2 separate regions of the Homo sapiens genome follow, and region 2 is linked to region 1. Evidence: chromatin contacts called from ENCODE Hi-C or POLR2A ChIA-PET data. All regions are on one chromosome and are shown on one strand. Each heading gives the region's core, a stretch centred on a gene start or an enhancer-like site at or near the end of the contact. The rest is flanking DNA. Distances are from core to core; before and after follow the strand shown.

Region 1 (6,592 bases), core at 2,824-5,323:
CTCTTCTTTGTTGAGGAAGTATCTTAAAACGAGGTGAGAAAATTTTAAGATTTCACATAAAAATATGAATTTCCAGCTTCTCTTACAAGAATCAGAGATATGGCAAAGATTGGCCCCCAATTCAGCATGACAACAATACCCTCAACTTGCATTTTGAGGCAGGCACTAAATTCACCACAGTCCCCTCTCTAGCACTCCTGAATTTAGCTTCTAGAGCTCAATTTAATGTAACTGCCTTTAATTTAGCTACCTGTTTAAGGCAGAGGTGCTGTAGACAAAACAAACGAAAAGATGCAGAAGACACTTCCATAATGTTTACAGAATTCTACTGAGGCTAAGGCAAACACCCACATAGAAAGTAAAGACAGCTTGAAGCAGCTAGTGGTAGAACGTAAGGAAGAGATACATAGCAGGTCATTAAATTGTTAAAACTAAGAGAAGAGGAAATGACTGGAAGTGGGCAGCATAGGAAAAAAGATGAATTAAAGATCATGTTGACATTTTCAGTCTTGGTAACTAGATGCAATCAGGGAACACAGGAGGAGAGGACAATTTCATTTTCACACATATATAATTATAACAGCATCTTAATTGGAATGATAGATTGATGAGCTCTAGATGAGTTAATACTCTCTAGGAAAAAAAGCTAATCCTTGAAGACTTAAAACTTATTTTAAAAGAATGACATATTCCCTTGTCTTGGTGTGTGAATGTATGAAGTACACATAACCTTTTGTTATTCTACATTACAACTATAATATACCCTTTGTATGATGACCTGTGTGCAAAATTTTAAATGCTAATTATTGTACAATACAGTGCTATCTTCAGAAATTAATGAAGTAAACATCTGGCCATCCTTTCACTAAATTTCTCAGAATGCTGTGCATTTTCTCCTTTACTACTCTGAGTCTATTTCTCAATACCCCACAGCTACTTTTTTAGATTCCGGTCTCATTCCTGTTGCCTTTCTTAATTTGTATTAATCATGTCTTTCCTTTTTCTTACACTTTTAAAATACTTCTTGGATTTGGTACCAATGGGGCCTGGCTTTTCACTAACAGGCAATAAGCAACACCTTTTCCAGGTTAATAAAACAATATCATTATTCAACTGTTGGCTCTTGTTGGTTTTGTTTTGTTTTCTTTTTGTGACAGGGTCTTGACCTGTCACCCAGGCTAGAGTGCAGTGGCATGATGATGGCTTACTGCAGCCTTGACTTCCTGGGCTGAAGTGATCCTCCCACCTCAGCCTCTGGAGTGGCTGGGACCACAGGCGCTCATTACCTTATCTAGCTAACATTTATTTTTATTTTTGTAGAGACAGGGTCTCACTATGTTGCCCCAGCTGGTTTCGAACTCCTAGACTCAAGTGATCCTCCTGCCTTGGCCTCGCAAAGTGCTGAGATTACAGATATAAGCCACCGCACCAGGCCTTGTTTTAATTCCTATTCATACTTCCCCTAACTGAACAACTGAGCTCAAAAACCATTAGGTGAAGCCAAACAACATAGGTATCTTCTTCAGAGTGGGTTGGATAGGATGGTCATAGTCCAAATGGGGTGAAGAGGATGCCACTGGGGTGAAGCAGGCAAGCAGGGGCAAGGTATCAGAGCCCAGTCAGGTAAGGAGGGCATCGCTATAAAGGAGTGGCTCAGTAAGAAATGTGTCAGAGCCTGGCGGGTGAGAGCATCCACATATAGGAGGACAACCTGAAACAGGATGCTGGACCCTTAGTGGGGTAAGGAGGCATTCCTATGGAGGAGGGGAGAAACCTCAGAACAGGAATGAAAGCCTGAACAGGGTGAGGAGGGTGTCCCAGTGGAGGACAGCAAAAGTGGCAGCACACTGAGGGGAGCTACAGCCCAAGCAGGGTGAATAGGGTATTTGCACATGGAGTTGGGAACGGACTGAACAAGTAAGAACAGAGGCCCAAACAAATAAGTAACTATATTAAGGACAACAGGAACCAGGTTTCTCACTTTTGGAAAAGAAGCACAAGTAAGAAAAGGAAGAAAACTGGAACAAAGTATGTGGTATTTTATTGGAACTGGATATATTAGTGCAAACTCATTTCAATATATGTAAATATAGAAATACAGATGTAAAGAGGGATGTGTGTGGGGGAGGTATGTGTGTGTGTACATATGCTCCCTAGCTCTGTTCACTGAGAAGGCCTTGGAAGCAGCAAGAAGCATTTGGGGTATCCAGATCTTAGTTTCTAAATATCATTCTCCCCTAAAAGGAACCATGGCCAACCCCTTGGAGAAATGGCTAACTCCAGGGCTTAGGCAGAAATGTATAAGATGAGTCTAAAACATCTCTCTATGTCAAAAAAATAACAAGTGCTCAAAGAATGATGAAGACATGTCAAAAGGGCATAAATATTTTACTATTAATTTATCCTCATATATTAATCTTTCCATCACTCACCTATTACTTCCCTGGGATAAGTTCCTAGCAGTTGATGGAATGAAAGAAACAAAGAGAAATTTACAGAATTGCTGGATGAAAGGCATGAATTTTTTTTATTAATTTTTATAGCTTTCTCATTATCCCAGTCCCACTCTACTGGATGAGCTCATTTGTCTATCTCTCTAGATAATGGCATCATCGAGAACTGAATAAAATGCTTGAGCTGTGAGCTAACTGGCAGAGAAAACAGTGGGATTGTTATTCTATGTTGTTTTGAGCAGGAATATGTGTGCATGTTGTGTAAGTTATATACACACACATATATGTTGCCAGACTGCCTTTCAGAAAGTTTGTAACAAATTGAACTCCCGTCATCATATTATCAGTATAACACTGTTCTAAACTCAGTCAATTTTATAACAGAAAAATTGTGTCTCATTAATTTTTTGTTTCCATACTTTTTATTATTAGCGGGTCCCCACATGACCCAGAATGTTAAACATGTTTAGAAATAAAGCTAGAAATAAGCACTTTGGGAGGCCGAGGCGGGTGGATCACGAGGTCAGGAGATCGAGACCAACCTGGCTAACACAGTGAAACCCCGTCTCTACTAAAAATACAAAAAATTAGCCAGTCGTGGTGGCGGGCGCCTGTAGTCCCAGCTACTCGGGAGGCTGAGGCAGGAGAATGGCGTGAACCCAAGCCGAGATCGCGCCACTGCACTCCAGCCTGGGTGACTGAGTGAGACTCTGTCTCAAAAAAAAAAAAAAAAAAAAAGACCAAAAAAAGAAATAAAGCTAGAAATAAAAATCTCGGGGAGAAGCCATATTATTAGTACAGGCTACATGATTATCAATAAGATATAACATATATCAAACATTTGGACAACTGAAGTATTCTGAGGCAGGATGGTGATGTACAAAGAAGGTTGCCTTTAAAATTAAACAAGCTAAAGCAAAACTATAAACTAATTTTTTTTTTGAGACTGAGTTTTGCGCTTGTTGACCAAGCTGGAGTGCAATGGTGAGGTCTCCGCTCACTGAAACCTCTGCTTCCCCGGGTTCAAGCGATTCTCCTGCCTCAGCCTCCCGAGGAGCTGGGATTATAGCCACACACCAACACATCTGGCTAATTTTTGTATTTTTAGTAGAGACGGGGTTTCACCACGTTGGCCAGGCTGGTCTCGAACTCCTGACCTCAGGTGATCCACCTGCCTCAGCCTCCCAAAGTGTTAGGATTACAGGTGTGAGCCACCATGCCCAGACCAGCAAAACTATAAACTAATTAAAATGTGGCACACATCAGATGTCCAAAGATACAAAAATAATCCAGGTACATTGGTTTAGAAATATCATATAAATTGCTTGATAAAAATGGTCCAAATGTTACCAACTGTCAGAACAAGCTGTTACTCTCATCTTATTCACAACTGGACTCTCCTTTTTTCGAGTATTAAGACAGAACCAAATTCAGGAAGAGCTGCATTCCAGGCTGCACGTCTTTTCCCTCCTCTCTGCCTCTCCCAATCTCTCCACCCACAGCCCTGTCTTCTGGAATAAGCAGCCACGCCATACAGATCTCCTAGTTTCTGGCCTGCGACACACAGCAAGCTGCTGCTGAGCTTCGGAAGATGTGGTAGGGAGGGAAGGTCCTCCCACACCACATTAGACACAATGCAGTATCTACTATCTGGCCTGTGTAGTATGCGTGGTTACAACAGCAGGAGAACTCTTATTAACTACGTATTTTACATGCATTTGAACCTATGAGGTATTAATATCATCTCCTCAGATGAGGAAACAGAGTAAACAATTTACGCAAAGTCACATAGCTAGTAAGTGATAGGGTAAGGACTAAACCTCAGGCTAATTCCCAGGTCCATACTCATAACCAGTATGCCACACTGCCTTTCTAAAATCTTAGTTGTTTTCATTTTGTACCCAAATACACATTTTTTTAAACCACAGGTAACCTATAACCTATAACCTATAAACCTACATACTTAGAGGTTAATCTGCCTCTAGGAATCAGTAGTTGATTCTACATCTGTGAGTACAGTTTACCTGGTCTGCCCTACATCTTCTCTTAACAGCCCTAGACTTTCAAATGTTCCTTATAAGACATTAATTTTTTTTTCCAGCTTTCTGATTATCCTAGTCTCACTCCACTGAATGATCTTATTCATCCATGTCTCTCTTTAAGTGCAGCACTAAGAACTGAACATAATGTTTTCACTGTGAGCTGACTGGCAAAGTAAGGAGGAGGATTATCATTCCACTTCATTCTAAACAACAGACATCTATCAATGGAGCCTTTTGTTTATCGGCTCATAAATTTGATGACTCATATTAAGCTCAAAATCAACTAAAATCCTGATAACCTAGTCACATGCACTGTAAGACATTCCCCACCCATCCTACACTTGTTTAACAGTGAATTTAGTTAATTCAGTAACAGCAATGAAAACTAAGTAAATTAGTAAAGTAAACAAGACAGCCTGGAGAATACAGCCAGGAGACCAACTAGGCAACAAGCTGTTTTCAAGCATTTTCATAGCAGTCTTAGGGTACTAATTACTATAAGTCTGTTCTCATCACTAAAAGTATCTAGATCTTCTACAAGACTGATTATGTGTTACGTTAGGTAGAAAATCTGCTAGACCTGTTGCCTACATATAAAACATGCAAACACACACAATTTGCTCCTTATTTGTCTCTGATATTGGCATAGGTAAAAACCACTAGATTCCCTTTTAAGAAATTCTGAGGGCCAGACGTGGTGGCTCACGCCTGTAATCCTAGCACTTTGGGAGGCCAAGGCAGGCAGATCACTTGAGGTCAGGAGTTCAAGACCAGCCTGGCCAACATGGTGAAACCCTGTCTCTACTAAAAATAAAAAAAATTAGCTGGGCATGGTGGCAGGCGCCTATAATCCCAGCTACTCAGGAGGCTGAGGCACGAGAATTGCTTGAACTCAGGAGGCGGAGGTTGCAGTGAGCCGAGATCACGCCACTGCGCTCCAGCCTGGGCAACAGAGCCAGACTCCATCTCAAAAACAAAATGGTGGGCTTACTTTTTCTTCAACTGTGGTTGAGGAAACTGATTTGAATAAAATAATTTCAACTCACTTCTACTGAGGTTTTACTTTCAAAAGAATTCAAGACTAAAGTGAGAAAAACAAGGAATGTAAGTACTGGCCATGTACTCTAGGGAAGAGATCAAGATGCAACAAAGTAAACCAAAGCCTCAGAACTACATACAAGAGAGAACAACAAGGAAAGCAAAATCAGACTTCTGTGCTATGTTCTGAAGTTAGCAAAACTAAGCCTAAAGGGGTTAGAAAAATACCTTGCTCTGGTTAGTGGATTTAAAACATAACAATGTTTTAAAACTTTGTCCGTATTAAACACCCAAAATGATTTGTATGGAGAGTAATCTGGAGGCTTACATACCAAGCAGTTACCCATGGCCACCTCTAAAGCATGTGAATGGGGAAAACAGAGACCTTTTCATTTTGTAAAAATTTTAAAGGAAAAAAAACAAGAAAGTAGGTATTACTTATACACTAAAACACACACACACAGTATTTGTAAGGAACTTTGGTTGGATCCCTAGAGAAATCAAACAATGCCAGCTCATAAATCAGCCTAGTAATGCATAGAATAACTACCCACCGTCTTCACCCCTACCCCTACACACACATCTGCTAACACTTAGGACAACTATATTATCAAAACCAGGACACCCTGGAGAGTGGAAAAGGGGGCACTATTAATAATTGCATAGGGAAACACATAAACTGGGAGGGTTCCAGGCAAACCTGGAGGTTTAGCCACCCTATGTGGATTAGCAACTATGTGGACCATCTGCTTTAAACTAAGAAAGAAAAAGACCTTGAGATTTTCTACCAAGCAAGGATTCATAAGGAAAAATTGCAGCATGCCCATTATTGCTTATTTAGCATGCTATCTTTAATATTTTACTTTAGTGATCAAAGTGGTACTTGAGATTTACATGGGTTTCTCTCAGCCTTGTTTCCTTTCACTCTTTTTCCTGTAATATTTTCCCCCTCCTCCCAAAAAGAGATACTATATTTCTGAACCAGGTATTTTCTTTACATAGAGGTTTTCAGGAATGTATTATTCATGGGACATGAATATTACATGGAAGGAGAACATT
Region 2 (6,592 bases), core at 2,669-5,168, 150 kb before region 1:
AGTCTTGTCCTGTCACTCTGGCTGGAGTGCAATGGTGCTATCTCGGCTCACTGCAACCTCCACCTCCCAGGTTCAAGCGATTCTCCTGCCTCAGCCTCGCGAGTAGCTGAGATTACAGGCACGTGCCACCAAGCCCGGCTAATTTTTGTATTTTTAGTAGAGGCGGGGTTTCACCATGTTGGCCAGGCTGGTCTCGAACTCCTGACCTCAGGTGATCTGCCCGCCTCGGCCTCCCAAAGTGCTGAGATTACAGGCGTGAGCCACCGCACCTGGCCACTGATGTGCCTTTTTAACTGTTGCAGACATTCCATGATACAGACAAGTCATACTTTATTTAACCTGTCCCTGTTCATCGACATTCATTTCCAGTTTCCATCCTATTTAATTTTCTAGAGTCAGTTTTACCGAGATATACTTTTGTGAAAGAAAATAAGCACCGAGGACTGCACTCACACCTGCTGAAGGTCAAACCACAGAATGTTCCAATAGACTTGGATAAACAACTGCAGTCAGCATTCGCGGCTGTCAACAACTCTCAGCTGGGAATAGCCTAGTTAACTAACCAATCGGAACAGGTTTGCCATTTAGGATTTCTGCCCAGCCCAATGAAATGCCTCTGAAAACAGCGTTTTGTGGAAACTCCCTATAAAAATCCTCTACTGAGCTTGCCTTACAGTCTACTATTCAGGACTGCCTTGCTTCAGTGTACACAAATTGCAAATCTTTATTTCCCAAATAAAAGCTATTTCCCTCAACCTCTTTTTTTTTTGAGATGGAGTCTCTGTCACCCAGGCTGGAGTGCAGTGGCACCATCTTGGCTCAATGCAGTCTCTGCCTCCCATGTTCAAGTGATTCTCCTGCCTCAACCTCCCAAGTAGCCGGGATTACATGTGCGTGTCACCACACCTGGCTAATTTTTGTATTTTTAGTAGAGACAGGGTTTTGCCATGTCGGCCAGGCTGGTCTCGAACTCCTGACCTCTGGTGATCCTCCTGACTCGGCCTCCCAAAGTGCTGGGATTATAGGCCTGAGCCACCGTACCCAGACACTCTTTTAGTTAACACTTTTATGCAGTAAAACTCACAATGTGCAAGTTTTAACACACGCAGTGTCATGTAGCTGCCACCACTATCAGGATTTCCATTACCTGTGAAGTTCCCTTGTCTTTCTTTGTAGTCAACCTCAGGCAAATACTGTCCTGTGTTTTTATCCCTCTGGTTTTGCCTTTTCCAGAATGCCACATACACGGAAGCATACAGTACATACCACTAAGAGTCTGGTTTCTTTAAACCATTCCATTGTATGACTATACCACAGTTTGCTTTCTCTAGTTACAAGTTGGTGGACATTTGGATGGTTTTCTGTTTTTGGTGATTAGAATTAAAGCTGCTATAAGCCAGGAGCAGTGGCTCACGCCTGTAATCCCAGCACTTTGGGAGGCCGAGGCAGGTGGATCACGAGGTCAGGAGTTCAAGACCAGCCTGGCCAACTTGATGAAACCCCCATCTCTACTAAAAATACAAAAAAATGGCCAGGCGCAGTGGCTCACACCCGTAATCCCAGCACTTTGGGAGGCCAAAGTGGGCGGATCACCTGAGGTTGGGAGCTTGACACCAGCCTAACACGGAGAAACCCTGTCTCTACTAAAAGTACAAAACTAGCCAGGCGTGGTGGCGCATGCCTGTAATCCCGGCTACTCAGGAGGCTGAGGCAGGAGAATTGCTTGAGCCCGGGAGACAGAGGTTGTGTTGAGCCAAGATCGCACCATTGCACTCCAGCTTGGGCAACAAGAGCGAAACTCCGTCTCAGAAAAACAAAACAAAACATTAGCCAGGTGTGGCGGTGGGCACCTGTAATCCCAGCTACTCGGGAGGCTGAGGCAGAGAATTGCTTGAACCTGGGAGGCAGAGGCTGCCGTGAGCTGAGATTGCGCCACTGCACTCCAGCCCGAGTGGCAGAGTGAGACTCCGTCTCAAAAAAAAAAAAAAAAAAAAAAAAAAAATTAGCTGGTTGTGGTGGCGCATGTCTGTAATCCCAACTACTCTGGGGGCAAATCTGGAGAATCACTCGAACCCGGGAGGTGGAGGTTGCAGTAAGCTGAGATTGTGCCACTGCACTCCAGCCTGGGTGACAAGAGCGAAACTCCGTATCAAAAATAAATAAATAAATAAATAAATAAATAAATAAAACTGCTATAAATCCTTCTATACAGGCTTTTGTGTGTGCATATATGTCTTCATTTCTCCTGGGTAAGCTTCTAGGAATGGGATTGCTGGGTTGCGTATGGTAGTGTGTTTAACTTTACAATAAACTGCCAAACTGTTTTCCAAAGAACCGGTATCCTTTGGCATTCCATGAACCATGTGTGCGTTCTGGTTGCTCTGCATGCTCGGTAGCACTTGACACTGTCAGGTTTCTAAAGTTTTAGCTATTCTGGCCGGGGGCAGTGGCTCACGCCTATAATCCCAGCACTTTGGGAAGCTGAGGTGGGCGGATCACCCGAGGCCAGGAGTTCGAGACCAGCCTGGCCAAGATGGAAAAAAAACCCATCTCAACTAAAAATACAAAAGTCAGCTGGGTGTGGTGAAGAACGCCTGTGATCCCAGCTACTTGGGAGGCTGGGGCAGGAGAATCGCTTGAACTGGGGAGGCAGAGGTTGCAGTGAGCCGAGATTGTGCCACTGCACTCCAGCCTGGGTGACAGAGATATACTCCGTCTCAAAAACAAAACAAAACACCCCCTTTCCCCACCAAAAAAAAAAAAAAAAAAAGTTTTAGCTATTCTGATAGGTATGCAGCATTCTTTTGTAATTTGCATTTCTCTAATGACCAATTATGCTGAGCAGCTTTTCATGTGCTTGTTCATCTATACCTTCTTGATGAAATGTATGTTCTCACATTTATTAATTTTTTTTCTTTTTTCTACCTCGCCTGGATATTGCCTGTTTTAAAACTGAATTGTTTTATTATTTTATTAAAGTTTTAAGAGACCTTTATATAGTCTGGATACAATCCTTTATATGCGTTTCACAAATATATTCTCCTTTATATGAAGTTTCCCTTTTAGCATCACTGGTGAGAGAACATTATTTCTGAAGTGCTAATTGGCAGTTTCATGCCAGTTGTGTCTCTTGGAGGTCAACATCTGACAAATGTCTGAACATATGGCTGAGCGAGTGCTCACAAATGTCTCAGCTGTGTCTTTGGGATAGGGGTGGAGGTAATTGGTAGTCCAGAGGGGAATCTGGGGGAGTAGGCAGGCTTGAAGGCACTTGGATAAGAGTTCATTTGGTAGCCTGCTACCATTCAATCATTTGTGCCTTTTCAAAAGTCCATCTTTTCTATGTCCACTAAGTTAACAAACATTCCTTAACAATGTATGAGGGAATTTTGATGTGGTTAGGTTCATCCATTTCCCATTCTGTATTTGCTGTGTTCTTGAACCCCTATGTCCACTCCCACAGGGTGTGCACACTAGGCTGTGACACCTCTGGGAGACCAACTACTCCAGATTTTTCACCTGCAAGTGGTAAGTCAGGCCAACTTCCGTTGGTGACCCGTTATCTCTGCTTGAAAAAAGATAAGGAGATTCTCCACTTTGGCCTCAGCTCTTAGCTAGGTTCTTTAGTCCAGCTAGGAGTTACTGAGCCTCCACCAAGAAGGTGAATCATTTGACCTCATTTAGCTCCTCCTCCTTATTTATCTTTATTAGAGCTTGCAGTGATGGAGAGTAAGTGATTGGGACCTCAAACTTCTAACACATAATTCTCTCAGGCTGTTTTGGAATGCTACTCTAATTAGACTATATTAAAGAAATGTGTTCAGGGATGAGTCAACAGGAAAAAGCCTGCTGCAAATAAAGGAGTCATTGAGTTGTTGGCATCAGTTTGCACCTGTGTGCAGAGCTGATGGAGGTTAGCCCCGCCTAACACCTCATCCATTCCACTTGGGCCCAGGGTCAGATTACCTGATTCCAAGTTGCTCTATTAGACTGAGAAAATACTTAACTTGTCAAGTCACAATCCTTTACAATCTGCTGTATCTGCAGGTACACTGAAAGTGTGTGCAGGTTCTCATTCAAACCACCTGGGGAAGTAAGGCTATTAGAATTCTCTTGTATTTGCTCTTTCTGTATTTCCTGCTCTTTGACTTTTATGAACTCCTAGACTTCTTTAAAACACAATTCATATACCAACTCCTAAGAAGCTTTCCTGATTCTCCAAAAATTTAACTAGTTGTTTCATTCTCTGTGCTACCCCATATTTTATATAATAGCCAACCCTGATAAAGTACTTTTTATGTGCCATGCAGTGTTCCATATATGAGCATTAAATTGACATTTAATTTTCATCACAATTCTATGAGATAGATACTCTTTAACATTTCGGTTTCACAGACAAGTAAACAGGCACTGATGGTAGGCAACTTGTTCAAAGTCCCAAGCTTTGAATGTAGGTAGCTCTTAAAACATTCTCCCATATATTTCTACTGCTGCACTTAAGACACTATGCTGCCATTTATTTGCTTCCCAGTCTTCTTCAATACCACAGCTCCCTAAATGCAAGGACCTGTCTTATTTGTTCGTCTCTGTATCCCCATTACCTGGGGGTCTCAAGCTGACGGACTTCCTTTGTGCTCACTGGGCCATGGCAAAGACCCCCAGCTGTGACCACCCAAGCCGGCAATTTTCTCATGAGCCTGGCATTGGAGAGTCATTGAGTCTTGGATGGAAATAAATCAAATACACTGGCCATCTGTGGTCATTAATGGGAAGTATCTCCTCATCTGAATCTACAGCAAAGACAGAACATCATTCCATAATAAGAAACTCTACAAAAGAAATAAACACTGGAAACCCAATCTCTACAGGCAAAGCAACTGAGGCAGAATCCTGAAGCAATTATTTTTGGTTCAGGAAAGGTAACTCTTGAGACTTTGCCACCAGCATTTAGTGAGGAGTCACTGAACCCTAGGGAGGTGAATGATAGCTGTGGGCACTGAGCAGTGGAGCACCCATTATCTAACACATGGTGGCCAGGAGCCTATGTTCCACAGTGCCATTCTGGGATTTGATCTGCCTCCTTTCCTTGGCTAGACCTGGGGCAGGTTCTACTGTATATTCTACTGTATGACCAAGGGCAGGTTCTTTAACCTTTCAGTGCCTCTGGACTCACATTGATAGAACACAGATAATAAGAGAACACAGATTACAGGGTGGCTGGGAGGATTAAATGAGTTATATGAGTTAAATGTTTAGCATGGTGCTGGACACACAGTAAGGGTCCAAGAAACATGAGCTATTATTCTTCCTTTTTATTTAGTAAGACAGGCAGAGAACTGGTAGTACGTATTATCACAAATACGTATCACCTCTACCCCTGTGCCTGGCACACAGTGGGCAGCAATGTTTTTTTGAGACGGAGTTTTGTTCTCGTTGCCCAGGCTGGAGTGCAATGGTGCGATCTCAGCTCACCACAACCTCCGCCTCCTGGGTTCAAGCAATTCTCCTGCCTCAGCCTCCTGAGTAACTGGGATTACAGGCATGTGCCACCACGCCTGGCTAATTTTGTATTTTTAGTAGAGATGGGGTTTCTCCATGTTGGTCAGGCTGATCTCGAACTCCCGACCTCAGGCGATCCACCCACCTTGGCCTCCCAAAGTGCTGGCCACCGTGCCTGGCAGCAATGATTTTTCACTGAATAAATAAATGGCAAAGTGGTTGACAGGCTTTTGTTCAAGGAAATACACTGGAATGGTAATCAGAAGTAAAGCTTAAATGTCAAGAGGACCAGCCCAGTAAGCTCTTAATTCAACATTCTATTGAGATCGTTGTATTACAGACATCCACTGTGTGTTCATAATAGATCAGCCTGAGGCACTGTATAAATCCTTTTGTGTCTTAAGAATTATCAATGATTAAATTATATTCAATGAGGTTTTAAAATTAAGTATACGTTACTGCATTCAAATACCTGAAACACTGGAAATCCATGAAGAGCACAAGTGGCAACAATGAATTAACTAGAGTCTTCTCATGGAGAGCAACACTTCATTTGCACTTCTGTACCTACACGGTATTGTTACCCATCCACAGCTGCATTTCCCACTAGATTGTGAATGCTTATGTCTAGTGCTTTTGTGTCTCTAGTGCCTGAGATACAGTCATGCTTAGTAAATACTTCCCAAACAAATAGCCATTGTGTTTCATGACCAAACCAGATTATAGTTTTTAGTCCAGAAACATATTCTTTTGGTGAACTCACACTTCTACAACACAATAAAAAAACTTATACCCTTGAGACCACTTAAATATAAGTTTCAACATTTAAAAATACGGTACACAAGAAAATCATTCTTGAAAGCCCTAATATTTTAGACTAAATGACTTAATAGAACTCAGTTAAACTGAAAGCTAACGCATCTGCAAAGTCCTTTTAAATTTACAGTTTCTAGGCCGGGCACGGTGGCTCACGCCTGTAATCCCAGCACTTTGGGAGGCTGAGGCAGATGGATCATGAGGTCAGGAGATCGAGACCATCCTGGCTAACACAGTGAAACCCCGTCTCTACTAAAAATACAAAAAATTAGCCAGG

The links. A loop is a pair of places that touch in the nucleus more often than their neighbours do. ChIA-PET counts read pairs that join two places held with the same protein, here RNA polymerase II (POLR2A). Pooled maps may share reads with other maps.
Region 2: POLR2A ChIA-PET joins it to region 1 with 15 read pairs in activated T-cell. The contact joins two enhancer-like sites. A Hi-C loop is called at or near these places in 3 of 50 pooled maps. POLR2A ChIA-PET finds 5 or more read pairs at or near these places in 4 of 52 experiments (BJ, H1, T-cell and 1 more).

What each region holds. Positions count from the first base shown.
Region 1 is chr13:45,141,057-45,147,648 of GRCh38, reverse strand. All of the region lies in intron 2 of GTF2F2 (general transcription factor IIF subunit 2), which reads right to left. Among named protein-coding and RNA genes, the nearest start is that of GTF2F2, 24 kb to the right of the region's middle. Within about 2 kb of position 4,073, at least 6 of the 41 ENCODE cell types and tissues checked have a DNase peak (open chromatin) inside an H3K27ac peak, as active enhancers do.
Region 2 is chr13:45,289,662-45,296,253 of GRCh38, reverse strand. No RefSeq gene overlaps it. Among named protein-coding and RNA genes, the nearest start is that of SNORA31B, 43 kb to the left of the region's middle. Within about 2 kb of position 3,918, at least 2 of the 41 ENCODE cell types and tissues checked have a DNase peak (open chromatin) inside an H3K27ac peak, as active enhancers do.